Regions from separate parts of the Homo sapiens genome. Here region 2 is linked to region 1. Evidence: read pairs that join two places in POLR2A ChIA-PET (ENCODE). Cell type or tissue: Panc1. All regions are shown on one strand. Links, peaks and the distances in the headings refer to the core of each region. The heading gives the core; the rest is flanking DNA.

Region 1 (8,115 bases), core at 1-4,000:
CAGGCACTCTGGGCCAAAGGAAGACTCTGCTCTGGAGGTGGGGACAGGGAGGGGAGGTTTATTCCTTGGGGCGGGGGTTGGGAGAGTCCCTAGGCCCTGATGCAATGAGGCTTCTGCCTAGGAGGTGGGCCACGACACAGGAAGTGTGTCCTAGGAGTTTGGGGGCGACTGTGGGGGCCACGGGGTCCAGAGGGAAGGCGCATTCCTAGTGAAGAACCCCCTCATGGAGGGGCAAGGGTGCAGGGTTAGAAGGGGGAGGGGCAAGGCCCCACCCCTCCCACCTGCTACAGCCGCCCCCTCCCCAGCTGGCCCCCTCTTTTGTGCGAAGCCACACAAAGGACAAGGGGCCCCGGCCGGCCTGGCCATCTGCTCCCAGCAGCATGAAGGCTCTTAAAGAGACAGCACCCCCTCCCTGCCGCCCCGGGGCTGCGGGGCGGGGCTGCGCCACCGGATCCGGGCTCCGCGGTTATCCCAGATCCCACCCACCTTTCCCTGGCTCCACTTGTCCCCAGGTCAGAAATCGTCCTCCCCCAGGCCTGGGGCACAGAGGTGCCACGTGGCCAGGAACATGGGGGTGTGGGAGGGGAGGGAAGGAGAGGCAGCCCGGGGACCAGCCCCTCCTCTCCTGCAGCCTGAGGCAGCGGAAGGGGCCAAGGAAGCTGGGCAGCGCGGCCGAGAACCCGGGGCCCTCACCTACCCGAGCTACCTCCGAGCTTGGCGCGAGCCGGAGGGCTCCCGGGAATGCCCTCCCCGCCATTTTCGCCGATGAGCTCGGGCTCACCCTTCCACTGGAAGCGACAGCGCCTTCTTTTCGAGGGCTGCAGGCCAGGACGCAGGCCGCCTGGAAGCAAGTGTGATCAGGGCACATTTATTTCCTACGGTGTGCCAGATGAGGAAACTGAGGTCTTGCACAGCCCCTACACAGGCCTCCGCCAGAAGCTGCATCCCTTGCCTGGGCCAGAAAAGGCTCCTCACCCCTCCAGTCCCCAGGGAAGCCGGCCCTAGCCAGGCCGAGTCCCACTCAGCGCCCTTGCCACACACACAGCTCAGAGACACAAGTCTATATGATGCCTGTGGTGGTTTCCTTGCCTGTCTCTGGCTGGGCTGTGTCCCCATGAGGGCAGGGGCTCTGTTTGCTGCTGTGCTTTCGGGGCCTGGCATACAGTAGGCACTCAGTGTTTGCTGAATGAATAAGTGTCGGAAGCCCTTTGCCTTCACCGGGCTTCTCTGCGCTCTGCCTGCTGGGTTTCTTGCTTCCTCCTTCCTCAAGGTGAGGCCGAGGGGACAAAGGTTGAACAGGGATGCTGGGAGGGAAAAGGAGGGTGACCTTGGGCAAGCCATCCGGCCTCCCCTTGCCGCTCCCTCCTCCCGCAGGCGGGGGCAGCTCCAGCCAATCCCAAGCCCGCCAGCCCTGCCAGACAGACTGGGACTGTCCCGAGCTCCGGCCCAGCGAGCCTGGCCGCTGTGGTGTGTTGCCTGGGACCCTGGCCAGGCCATCAGTGGCCACAGCCAAGGGGCTAAACTTGGGGAGGGAGAGAGGCAGCGGGAGGGCCCCGGGGTTGGGGAGGGAGTGTGGTGGGATCCGAGCCAAAACCTGGCTGAGCAATTAGGGGGCTGGGGGGAGGTGCTTCCATCGACTGGGGGCCTGGCGGGAGGTGACCCTGGGGAAATGGAGGAGGTGGGCTAGAGTGGAAGGACCATGGCAGCTCCCTCTGGGGCCCCCACCCTCTCAGTCCTGCCCAGACAGGAATTCGGTTCCTCCCTCCCCTGCCGCCCACTGGGGCCCTGGGCAGGCTGTGTGGCCCAGGGTGCTGCCCTCCCCTTTTCTGGGCCCTGTCAGTGAACCCCCTGGCCTAGCCGGCACTCCTTCCCCCACCCCACCTCACCCCCCACCCAGGGTTGTGAAGAAGCTGAAAGAGGTGACAGAGGTGGCAATCTGGCGCTTGGCACCACCCCGGCACGGTGGCCGTGCAAGGAGGCGGCAGAGGGAGGCAAGACAGGCACATCTGGGAGTGGCCCTTGGGGGAGGATGCAGCAGACCAGGCGCGGGGTCAGCAAGGAGACTCCAGGCTTCAGACACCCACGTGGGGGAAATCTGATTCCCTGAGCAAATCTGACATCCCTGGGGAAGGGTCAGCAAGACCTCGGGTTGAGATGAGAGGTGACAGGAGCTCCCAGACTCCATGAGGGGGAGCCTGCTTGGTTTCTCCGGAAACTGGGATTGGGGGTGGGGGGCCTCCCCTTGCCCTCACCTGGACAACAGCTGCGCCCTCTGGCGGTGACCGCATGGACCAAGGGGGTCCCACCTCAGTCTGGGAACAAATGTCCTCCCAGAGAGGCTGAGCCTGGCGCCATGTTCCTGGGGAAGTGCCTGGATCATGGTCCCCCTGGGCCATTGGAGTCATTGAGCCTTAAATCCACCCCCAGCAAGGCCTGCCCCAGAACCACCCATCACCCTCCAGTGCAGTCAGGTGGACCAGAGGTCCCTAGAGAAGTGGCAGGAGCTCAGACTTAGGTTGAGTCCTGGCTCCGCTTCTTGCTAGCTACGTGGCCTTAGGTGAATTACTTGGCTTCTCTGAGCCTCAGTCCTTCATCTCTAAAAGGGCAAGATGATCCTGACCTCATTGACTGTTAGGAAGATCCAAGGACATCTCACATGGAATGGAGTAACAACATCAATGCTGGCTTTCATCTGAAGCCGTGCTCCCCTCTTGAGCACCCCCAGCAGGGCCCCCTCTGCCCATGGCTCACTGCTCCATGAGGCAGCCCATGCCCAGTGGACCAGTTCGGGCCAGCCCCACCTTGAGCTCCTGGGTCTGACCTCTGGAGCAAGAAGCTGCTCCATGACATTGGACACTTCACATCTTCTCAACTATGGGTTGAACATTTCCCACAAAGTCCATGTGTTGGAAACTTAATCCCTACTACAACAGTGTTGAGAGGTGGGACCTTTGGGCATGAGGCAGTGCCCTCAGGAATGGATTAATGCCATTATCTCAAGAGTGGGTTAGTTATTGAGGGAGTGGGTTCTAGATAAAAGATGAGTTTGGCCCCCTAATCCCACCCTGCATGTGAGTTCCTGCTGCCATGTGAGGATGCAGCAAGAAGGTCCTCACCAGATTCCAGCACCATGCTCTTGGACTTCCCAGCCTCCCAAACTGTGAGCCAAATAAACTTTTTTGTTTGTAAACTACCCAGTCTCAGGTATTCTGTTACAGCAACACAAAATGGACTAAGATACTCCCTTTAGACATGTCAGCAGTTCCAGATAGGTATCTGGAACTTCAGCCTTCAGTCTGACCTCTCTAATCACTCTAATTATACACTATACACACATAATACAAATATTTTTTTTCTAGACCAACTCTTGCTCTGTTGCCCAGGCTGAAATGTAGTGGTATGAGCTCGGCTCACTGTAACCTCTGCCTCCCAGGTTTAAGCGATTCTTTTGCCTCAGCCTCCCGAGTAGTGGGGATTACAGACATGCGCCACCACGCCTGGCTCATTTTTGTGTTTTTGGTAGAGACGGGGTTTTGCCATTTTGGCCAGGCGGGTCTGGAACTCCTGATCTCAAGCAATTCACCTGCCTTGGCTCCCAAAGTGTTGGGATTACAAGTGTGAGCCACTGCGCCAGGCCACTGAATACAAATTTTTAAATATAGCTTCGATTATATCCCATTCCTTCTCAGCCTTCCACGGTTCCCTATTGCCTTCCAGGAAAAGGTCTCACAGCCCAGTACTCAAGGGGTTTCTAGCCCATGTATGATCCAGCCAAACAGGTGGCTCACCATTCTCTGAGCCTCACCTGGTGGCCCAGGATGCTCCACCCACCCTGCAAACCCTGGCCTGGCTCACCCATCTGCATGCCCCATGCCCAGCCCTTCCCTCAGGGCTGCTGGGTGCTCTGCTCTGCCAGGGCACATCCAGGACTTCTGGCTGAGCAGTGAGTACCCTTCCTGCTCTCCCCACAGTCCCCCTCCACCACTCCAGCCACCATATGGCTCTTAGCATAGGACCTTGCCTCCCACTTCCAGAGGGAAGTGAGGCCATCTGGGAGGAACCCCTTCATGGCCTTTGTCTGCTCCTTCCCCTCCCTGTAGCATAGATGGACCTTCCCCCTTCAAGGCCAACCTCACTCCCAGGCTTTGCATCACCCTCAGTGCCAGCCCCACCACACACACACACCCCAATCCTGAGCACCTTGATTTTCATTTTCCTCTCCTTACTCATGTTTGTCTTCCCCCCTCATCACATGAACCTGCTTAAGTCCATTCATCCTAAACACACACACACCCCTGCACCTCCCGTACCCCACTCCCAACCCTCCCTTCATCCCATGTTCACCTTAGTTGCCCCTTTCAGCTAGCAGTATTGCTGCCTTAAAAAAAAAAAGTGCTTCTTAAAGAGATGTTCACACCCCTCCATCCCTGTCCTCACCTCCCACTCACTCCCCAACTCCACTACTCCACAGAAACCGTTCCTCCAAGGTCACCAGTGACTTTGTTATCTCTAAACCCAAAGGACATTTAGCGGGTATGTTCTCACTTCATCTCTGGGCAGGACTGGACAGACAGGGCCACCTCTAGCTCCAGGATGTGAGCTCCTCCCTGGCTCCCTTCCTGGCTGGACTTCAAACCCTTTATGTGGGTCCTTTGGGCTCCATCCACTCCCTCAATTCCCCTGGCTGAGATATATCAAACCGTGGGCTGTGGATAGCCCCCTCCTTCCCCAGCCCAGACCCCTGACCCCAGGCTGTGAACCCTATATCCTACCAATTGCCTTCTGGACTCAGCATCACTTGCTGTCCCCCAGGCCTGTCCAAAACCATCTCTGAATCTTCACCAATCTTCACCACCATGTGCCCAGCCTGCCCCTTCCCTATCCCTCTTCCTTTTATTTTATTTATTCATTGAGGCGGAGTTTCACTCTTGTTGCCCAGGCTGGAGTGCAATGGCACGATCTTGGCTCACCACAACCTCCGCCTCCTGGGTTCAAGCGATTCTCCTGCCTCAGCCTCCCGAGTAGCTGGAATTACAGGCATGTGCTACCACGCCCGGCTAATTTTGTATTTTTAGTAGAGACAGGGTTTCTCCATGTTAGTCAGGCTGGTCTCAAACTCCCAACCTCTGGTGATGTGCCCACCTCAGCCTCCCAAAGTCCTGGGATAACAGGCGTGAGCCACCATGCCCGGTCTATTTTATTTTATTTTTTGAGAAGGAGTCTCACTCTGTTGCCCAGGCTGGAGTCTGGTGGCATGATCTTGGCTCACTGCAATCTCCACCTCCCAGGTTAAAGCAATTCTCCTGCCTCAGTCTCCTGAGTAGCTGGGATTACAGGCATGCACCACCATACCTGACAATTTTTTTGTATTTTTAGTAGAGACGGGGTTTCACCATGCTGGCCAGGCTGGTCTCGTAATCCTGACCTGAAGTGATCTGCCTACCTAGGCTTCCCAAATTTCTGGGATTACAGACCCTTTATGTCTCTCCCCATTGGGATCCAAAGTAGAAACCTGGGAGTGGCCCTCCACTCTTCCCTCTCCTTTACTTCCTGATCTATCAGTCTCCAACTCTTGTGAAGTCCCTTCTCCCACTGCCCCTCCTGGCCTTCATCCTATTCCTGAAAGAGTCCCCCCACTGGACTCTCTGCCTCCTCTCTTGACTTCCTCTAATCTGTTCTTTATTCGACAGCCAGGGTGATCTTTCTTTTTTATTTTTTGAGATACAGTCTCCCTATAAGGCCCATGCTGGTCTTGGACTCCTGGACTGAAGCTGCCCTCCTGTCTCAGCCTCCTGAGTCACCGTGATTACAGGCACATGCTACCATGCCCAGCCAAGGTGATTTTTTTTTTTTGAGATGGAGTTTCGCTCTTGTTGCCCAGGCTGGAGTGCAATGGCGCGATCTTGGCTCACTGCAACCTCCACCTCCTGGGTTCAAGCGATTCTCCTGCCTCAGCCTCCCGAGTAGCTGGGATTACAGGTGCCTGCCACCACGCCCAGCTAATTTTTTTGTATTTTTAGTACAGCCGGGGTTTCACCGTGTTGGCCAGGCTGGTCCCAAACTCCTGACCTCAGGCGATCCACCTGCCTCAGCCTCCCAAACTGCTGGGATTACAGGTGTGAGCCACTGCGCCCAGCCTCCAGGGTGATCTTTCTAAAACCCAATCTGATCAAGTCAATCCTCTGCTTCTCATTATCCTTGGATTAAGATCAAGCTCCTTAGCATGACTTATCTCCTTCAAAATCTGGTCCCCTGACATCCATCCCCATTCCCCTTTTTTGTTTGGGGATCCATGTGGTGCTATGGCGTTGATCCCATGCCAATGCCAGCCTTTCCCAAGGCCCTGGATACCATGAATGCTTCAGAAATGAACTAGAAACCAAAGCTGGTCCAATCAGCATGTTGTAAATGTAAGACAAAAGACCAGGAAGCTGAGCACAGGAGTGTTGGCTGCCATCTTTGATCTTCGGGGAAAGCCAACACTATGGAGAATACCACGAGGAGATGGAAAAAGCCACCCAAGGCCAGGTGCAGTGGCTCACACTGTAATCCAAGAACTTTGGGAGGCAGAGGTGGGTGAATCGCTTGAAACTAGGAGTTCGTGACCACCTTGGGCAACATGACAAGACCCCTGCCTCTACAAAAAAAAAAAAATTAGCCAGGTGTGGTGGCACGTGCCTGTGGTCCCAGCTACTAGGGAGGCTGAGGTGGGAGGATCGCTTGAACCCAGAAGCCATGAGTGTGCCACTGCACTCCAGCCTGGGCGACAGGGTGAGACCCTGTCTCAAAAAAAAAAAAAAGATGGGAGTCTGAGGCATGAGAATCACCTGAACCCGGAGGTGGAGGAGAAAAAGTCACCCAACCAACCTCACTTGAAGTCACTGAACCTCTGGACCTTTTATTTTTATTTTTGAGATGCACTTTTGCTCTTGTCGCCCAGGCTGGAGTGCAATGGCCCAATCTTGGCTCACTGCAACCTCCACCTCCCAGGTTCAAGCAATTCTCCTGCCTCGACCTCCCGAATAACTGGGATTACAGGCACCCACCACCATGCCCGGCTAATTTTTTGTATTTTTAGTAGAGACGGGGTTTCACCATGTTAGTCAGGCTGATCTCGAACTCCTGACCTCAGGTGATCTGCCCTCCTCAGCCTCCCAAAGTGCTGGGATTACAGGCGTGAGCCACCACACCTGGCCTGAACCTCTGGACCTTTTAGTTATGTAAGGAGTAGGCCAATACATTTTTTCCTTATTGTTTAAGCCTGGTTGATTTCTGTTTTCTGTCACTTGCAATCAAAGCCTCAGAAATAATACACCTCTCAACACTATCCCACTTAACGATATGCCTTAGCTACACTCAGCAACTGGAAATGCCCAGGATGCCCTGAGTCCCCTCTCTTTCCTCCAAGTCTTTATATATACAATACCTGGAATGAAGCTCCTCCTTTCCTTGCTGTCTAATTCTCTCTCTCTCTCTTTTTTTTTTTTTGTTTGTTTGTTTGTTTGAGACAGAGTCTCGCTGTTCAGCAGTGACGTGATCTCGGCTCACCACAACCTCCACCTCCCAGGTTCAAGCAATTCTCCGCCTCAGCCTCCTGAGTAGCTGGGATTACAGGCGCTCGCCACCACACTGGCTAATTTTTTGTATTTTTAGTGGAGATGGGATTTCATCATCTTGGCCAGGCTGGTCTTGAACTCCTGACCTCACGATCCACCCACCTCGGCCTCCCAAAGTGCTGCAGGCATGAGCCACTGTGCCTGGCCTGTTTTTTTTTTTTGTTTTGTTTTTTTTGTTGTTGTTGTTTGTTTTCATTTATTTATTTATTTTGAGACAGTCTCACTCTGTTGCCCAGGCTGGAGTGCAGTGGCGCGATCTCGGCTCACTGCAACCTCTGCCTCCAAGGTTCAAATGGTTCTCCTATCTCAGTCTCTCGAGTAGCTGGGATTGCTAGGCGCATGCCACCATGCCTGGGTAATTTTTTTGTATTTTTAGTAGAGACGGGGTTTCACCATGGGTCTTGTACTGCTGACCTCATGTGATCCACCCAAACTCCTGGCCTCACGTGATCCACCCACCTTGGCCTCCCAAAGTGCTGGGATTACAGGCATGAACCAC
Region 2 (6,544 bases), core at 2,357-6,356, 190 kb after region 1:
CTTACTCTGTCACTCGGGCTGGAGTGCAGTGGCACGATCTCTCGGCTCACTGCAACCTCCGCCTCCCAGGTTCAAGTGAATCTCCTGCCTCAGCCTCCCAAGTAGCTGGGATTACAGGCATGCACCACCATGCCCAGCTAATTTTTGTATTTTTAGTAGAGACAGAGTTTCGCCATGTTGACCAGGCTGGTTTTGAACTCCTGACCTCAGGTGATCCACCTGCCTCAGCCTCCCAAAGTGCTGGGATTACAATGAGCCAACTTGCCCAGCCCACTGGGCTTTCTTTTTCCCTTCCATAAAGGAATTAAGTCTCAGTTTAGGCAGCTTTACTAAAAATGGACACAGACAGACAGAAATATCAGGTGTAGGAGCATCTTATTAAATAATGCCGAGAGAGAAAGGAACAAAATTACACGTGTCTCCTTTCATCCCCCCACCCCCTCCTGGCCTTGAATGGTTTAATATCGAACACTGTTATCAATATAATTAACTTCCTAAGACACAATTCTAAAGTCCTGTTTTTTTAAAAGCGATTTACATTCTCTGAAGTTCAGGACATCCCGCCGCCTGGCACCAGCGCCACCCAGCCGGCCTATGTGGTTAGGTGCATTTATAGTGGATTTGCATACCTGTCTGCAATTACCGCCAGTGATAACAGCTGATGCATAATGCATGCAGCATGAAATTAGAAAAATAATTAACTTTAGGTTTTAAAAGAATTCCCGCCCCAGCCCCCATGCATCACAAGTTCTAAATGATACCAGTGGATGGGATCCAGGAGCAAAGCTGTTCAGGGTGATGGGTGTGGCTGGCTGGCACCCTGCCCTGGCGGGAGCTGGGGTTAGAAGGTCCTTGAGGGTCATGGCATCTAGTCCCTGCCCTAAGGAGATGCCTCTGGTGGGCCTGCAGTCCCTGGGGCATCTGCCTGAACTAGGGCTTGGAAAAGCCCCACTCACACGACTCAAGGCTCCCCTCCCTTCCTGCAGTTCATGTCTGGGGCTCAGGGAAGAATGGCTCATTGCTAGTAATGGTAATAGTTCCCTCATTCTGAATACGACTCTGCTAAACATTGAAAGTAACCTTATTTTATCTTCACAAAAGCCCAGGGAAGTAGATCGTTTATGGTCAGATAGACTTGAGACCCCTGTAATCCCAGCACTTTGGGAGGCCGAGGCGGGCAGATCACCTGAGGTCAGGAGTTAGTGACCAGCCTGACCAACATGGAGAAATCCCGTCTCTACTAAAAATACAAAATTAGTGGGGCGTGGTGGTGCATGCCTGTAATCACAGCTACGCGGGAGGCTGAGGCAGAAGAATCGCCTGAACCCAGGAGGCAGAGGTTGCGGTGAGCCAAGATCGTACCATTGCACTCCAGCCTGGGCAACAAGAGCGAAACTCTGTCTCAAAAAAAAAAAAAAAAGACTTGAGACCCAGGGCCACCCCACAGTAGGCTGAGCAGCTTGGTTGAGCCAGGCAGACCACTGGCTACTTGCCTTCACAGGAAAGGGGCTTCCTGGCGAGAAGGAGGGGAGCTCTCCCTGGGTCTCCCTGAGCACCAGGAAGCAGCGGCCTGCCCTGTCTACCTCCTGGCCCTCTTCCCTCTGTCTTATTTGCAGTTGAGCCCCCAGGAAGGTGGGGTCTTTCATTAATTTAAACAAAGGTTTGCTGAAGCCCCATCACAGAGCTGGAGATGATTGTGCCTTGGTAGGGCTTCCTGTCTAGTGGGAGGTGGGACTGGGGTCCCACTGGCCTTTCCCGCTCTGGGGCTGAGAAACTGCTTCTGCCCGCAGTCTGCCTGCACGGCATTCTCAGTGAGGAATTGAAGGCATGGCAAGGTTTAGGGGAGACACATGAATTATTGCTGAAGGGAGGGACTGGCAGGGGAAAGACACCTGCAAGGGACCCCACCTGGGGGCTGGGAAGTGGGGGAAAAGCCAAAGGACCCCAGGGTCTGCAGCAACCACACACCAGTGCCAGGCCACACACCAGTGCCAGGCCACATGGGCAGCCAGATTCCTAAGGACAGAGGCAGGCAGGTGGGCAGGAAGGAGGCTGAGGGGCAAGTGGGGGTGGGGGAGACGTGACCAGCATCCATGCACGTGAGCATGTACTTGTCTTTCCTACATACAGAGTTTACATGCAGGACACTTCCTCTCCCCGCCTGGCCCTGCCTGAGATGCCCCCATCCCAGGGATGGGACAGGTGAAAGAGGAGACGTGGGAGTGAGGCCAGACAGGGATGGGGGGCTATTTCCTTGCTGGCTTCCAGAAGCTCCTGGGACATGCCTGTGAATAGAAAATAGCATCCCCAGGTTCCATGAGGGCCAGGAGCCAGCAGCAGGGTCCCCAGCAAAGGCTGAGCAGCAGACAGTGGGCCATAAGCCACCACGAGGGGTGGGGAAGAAGCTTGGTGTCACTGACTTATAAAGGCTTTGCAGTTGGGTGTAGACACCCACACTCAGCTTCCCTACTGCTCCCCCAGACCTGGGAAACCCGGGAGGCTGCCGGCCTCTCCCCACTCGTGACACTGGGCAGCAGCTCCACAAAGGGTCTAATGCACCGTGAGCACAGCTTCTGGGGAGGGCTGCAGAGGGGGTGGAAAGGGGAGGGACAGAAGCCTCAGGACTTCTCAGGGGTGGGAGTGAGTGTGGCGTGGAGGAGGTAGGGAACTATTTCTGGCCACTGGATGACCTGGTGACGAAGGCCCATTTAAAACCCTCTTACCTCCCCGGACTCCTCCACCCTGCCCCCAGCCTGGAGGGCCTCCCATGGGAGGCTGGTGCGGCCCCACAGGAGGGGATGGTTGATGGCCCCATCCACCAGCTCTGTGCGGCCCAGACATAGGGTCAAGGCTGCCAGCATGGCTTGGGGGAGGGGCAGGGTTGCACCCACACAGTTTGAGGTGGGCAGGGGGCAACACCTCAGCTTCACAGAGGCTGATAAGGGGTCAGCCTGTCCGGAAGGCACAGCAGGAGCAGGGGAGTAGAGAACGGGCCACTGGAGCGCGGAGGACAGAGACGGGCAGCTACTGCAGAAGCTAGGCCGTGTGTCTGGGGAGGCAGAGACTTGGGGCAGCTTTTAAACTGGATGCGTCGGGGGCATCCAGATCACACTCAGGAGGGGGTACTCTGCACATATAATGTCAGTGAATCCTGAATTGTAAGTTCCCATGTAAGGGCCCCTATTATGACCACATTTATAGATGAGGAAATCAAACCTCAGAGAGGGCAAGCAGCTTGCTCAAAATAACACAGCCTGAGGCCCGGCGTGGTGGCTCACGCGTATAATCTCAGCACTTTGGGATGCTGAAGTGGGCAGATTGCTTGAGCCTAGGAGTTCAAGACCAGCCTGGGCAACATAGCAAAACCCCATCTCTGCAAAAAATACAAAAATTAGCTGGGTGTGGTGGTGCAGCATGTGGTCCCAGCTCTGCAGGAGGCTGAGGTGGGAGGATCACCTGAGCATGGGGAGGTCGAGGCTGCAGTGAGCCGTGATCGGGCCACTGCATTCCAGACTGGGTGACAGAGCGAGACTGTCTCAGAAAAAAAAAAAAAAGAAAGAAATCATACCACCTGAAAGTGGCAGAGGCAGGATTTGAACCCAGGCCTCTCTGTCCTGGAGGTTGGCAGGGGACAACGACTGATAGAGCCAAGAATAATGCCAAGAATAATGCCCCAGGGCCCCCAGCTAAGCGGAGGAGTAATGGACACCTACAGCCTGAGCCATCCCACTGCTCCCTTCGCCCACCCCCGTGGCCCGCTAAGGATCCGGCTGTCAGTCATGGAGCTGGCAGGTCGTAACTCACACCACGCTGAAGTCTGAGGGATCCACGCAAGGGCGACAAGCGATCCCATAAAAGATGGGCGATTTACCAGGTTTAATTTGATGGCCACATAAACTATGAAACACACAACAAGGGAATAAAAAGGCAAGCAGGCACCCAGGCAATTAGAGATTCCTCTGGTGAGGCGTGCTATCTTCCTCCCCACCCCCAGGTCCCGCCCTACTTTCCTGGAGCCAGAGGGCTCAGCCTCGGGCTGGCCTTGGGGAGGGGGGCGGCAGGGGAGCCTTTGGCCAAGATGGATGAGGCCCACAGACAGTGGAGCGGAAAGGCCTTGGGTCCCTGCCTCCCAAATGCTTCTTGGTTATCCATCAAGCATCTCTGAAAGGTGCAATTTAGACTCTATTATGATGCTGAGGCCTCTGAAGGCTGAGGACTGTGGCCATGAGCTGAGCGGGCGCTGGGAACAGATGTCCATACCAGGGAATGCGGTGGCTTGCCTTGGCTTTGGCCTTAACAAGTTTGCCCCCTACTTAGGGCACTGCTCAGAACAGCTGAGTACAAAGGCCACCTGTATCCCTTGTGCCAGAACTCAGCAGCCAACAGACCAGGTTGGGGGTAATCCTCCAGCCAGACGCTGGGGGCCCCCTGGCAGAGGTGCTCCTAGACTCAGACTTGACCCTGGAGACTGAGGCAAAGTGACCTGTGAGCTGGCCTGTGTCTTCCTGTCTCTAGCATTGCCCTGTGCTACCTACCTGCTCATAAGTGGCTTGAGGCAGGACCTCCGGCTCCATAACCTTCACGAGCCTGGCTCAGTGCAGAAGGGACAGACGTGCAGTGGGAAATCTGGGCTGGCTGTGACCTTGGCTGGGCCCCTCATGTCTCTGAGTCTCAGGCTGCTGGGCTGTGAAATGAGGGCTGTGGACCTGTGTGTAGGCGGCAACCTCTGCACCCTTGCCTGTGAAGGGGGGTGGGTGAGGTCTGGCCAGAGAGGTCACCCCACCACCTAGGCTTTTCCTGATCCTCTGAAGGCTGATGTGTCTAGCTCTGCATGCTGTCCTGGCTTCAAGCCCGTCCTTTCCCATGATCTGGGCCAGTGTCCTTCCCAGTCCCCAATGTAATGAAAGGTGAGGTGGTCAGATAAGGGTCAGAGCAGCCTGGGATGGCCCTGGGCAAAGGAAGCAGGAGGCTCACAGGAGAGTGGGCATCTCCATGAAGGTCTGAGAATGCTCAGCCTGGGCTGCAGGACTGTGTCTGGGCTGGCCAGGGACTCACAGCCCTCAGCAGTGTGGAGTCAAGCACTGAGGTCCTGCAGCCACGCAGCCCTGGGGTGGAATCCAGACCCCACCTCCTTCTGCCAGGGGACCATGGACAGGTCTCTGTGCCTCTGTTCTCTCATCTACAGAACGAGTCCATCACAGTTTCTCCTTTGAAATCTTTAGTGAGCATCTGCCACGTGGGAAACACTATGAATAAGATGCACAAATCCCTGCCCTTGTAGAGCGTACCTTCTAGTGGGGAGACAGACAATAAAAACAAAAAAGGGCCAGGCACTGTGGCTCACCTGTAATCCCAGTACTTTGAGAGGCCCAGGGAGGTGGATCACGAGGTCAAGAGATCAAGACCATCCTGGCCAACATGGTGAGACCCCCGTCTCTACTAAAAATACAAAAAATTAGCTGGGCATGGTGGTGCACACCTGTAGTCCCAGCTACTCAGGAGGCTGAAGCAGGAGGATCTCTTGAACCTGGGAGGCGGAGGTTGTAGTGACCCAAGATCGCTCCACTGCACTCCCACCTGGTGACAGGGCAAGACTCCATCTCAAAAAGCAAAACAAGGCAAAACAAAACAAAAAAGATAAAACACGTAGTGTGTTAGTTGGTGGTAAATACTATAGGCAAGCAAGGAACTGAGAGGAGTATCTGGGAGTTATAATTCTCGATAGGGTGCCCAGGAAAGGCCTCACTGGAAGGAGATGCAGGCGTGGATCTGGGGATGAGCTGTCCAGGCAGAGAGCACAGCACTTGCAAGGGCCCTGGGGATACTAGGGGGTGCCTGGCTGCTGCAGTCAGTGAGAGGGGAATGGGGTGGACCAGGCCAACAGGGGTGCCACATAGGATTGCACAGGGCCTTAGCAGCCACCTTGATGACTGTGGTGGCTGCCTGGGCAGAGACCCTGTAAGTGTGAAGGGAACGTTTGAGTGTGCAGGGGTGAGTGGCAGAGACATTCACCACGGCAGGGCCCATTCTGTCATCGGGTGGTCACTGATGCAAAGCCATGCTTGGCCACAGTCCCTGCCCTGGCAGTTTGGTGACATGAAAACACCAGTCACCAAATGGTGTGACCTGCAACCCACAGAGTGCTGCAAGCCTCAAGATTGCCAAGATTCTGGCCTCCTCCCTAGATGGCCTGGGTTCCTCCTACCTGGTTCTCAAGTAGTCTTGAGTAAGCTAACATCTCTGAGCTTCAATTTTCTCATCTGTTAAATGGGATTAAGGGCACTGACCTCATGTTTGTTGGGAGGGTTAAATGACTTAAATATTAGGAAAGTTCTCAGCAAAGCCTTTATTATAGTGTGAACTATCATCCATCCCATCAGAATGGAATCCCAAGTGGCTACAACAGGGCCTGGAATATAGTAGATGCTCAATAAAGCTCTGTTGGATGCATGATGGATGGATGGATGGATGGATGGACAGGTGCATGTGTGAATGGACAGGTTGATGCATGGATGGATGGATGGATGGATGGATGGATGGACAG

The links. Peaks named below come from ENCODE experiments on the same cell type or tissue, not always from the same donor. Only the 100,000 strongest peaks of a DNase experiment are listed, where the experiment ranks them.
Region 2: POLR2A ChIA-PET joins it to region 1 with 5 read pairs; 3 of 35 experiments call an interaction of 5 or more read pairs at or near these places.

Annotation. Positions count from the first base shown.
Region 1 is chr11:63,919,015-63,927,129 of GRCh38, forward strand. It overlaps a transcript of RCOR2 not described here. Among named protein-coding and RNA genes, the nearest start is that of RCOR2, 5.9 kb to the left of the region's middle. RefSeq lists enhancers at 1,202-1,864, 1,865-2,525. In Panc1, for the core only: no CTCF peak of the experiment used is centred there; no DNase peak of the experiment used is centred there; H3K27ac peaks cover 515 bases.
Region 2 is chr11:64,106,910-64,113,453 of GRCh38, forward strand. All of the region lies in intron 3 of MACROD1 (mono-ADP ribosylhydrolase 1), which reads right to left. The region is part of intron 2 of FLRT1 (fibronectin leucine rich transmembrane protein 1); the gene reads left to right. Among named protein-coding and RNA genes, the nearest start is that of MACROD1, 56 kb to the right of the region's middle. RefSeq lists an enhancer at 3,461-4,241. In Panc1, for the core only: no CTCF peak of the experiment used is centred there; no DNase peak of the experiment used is centred there.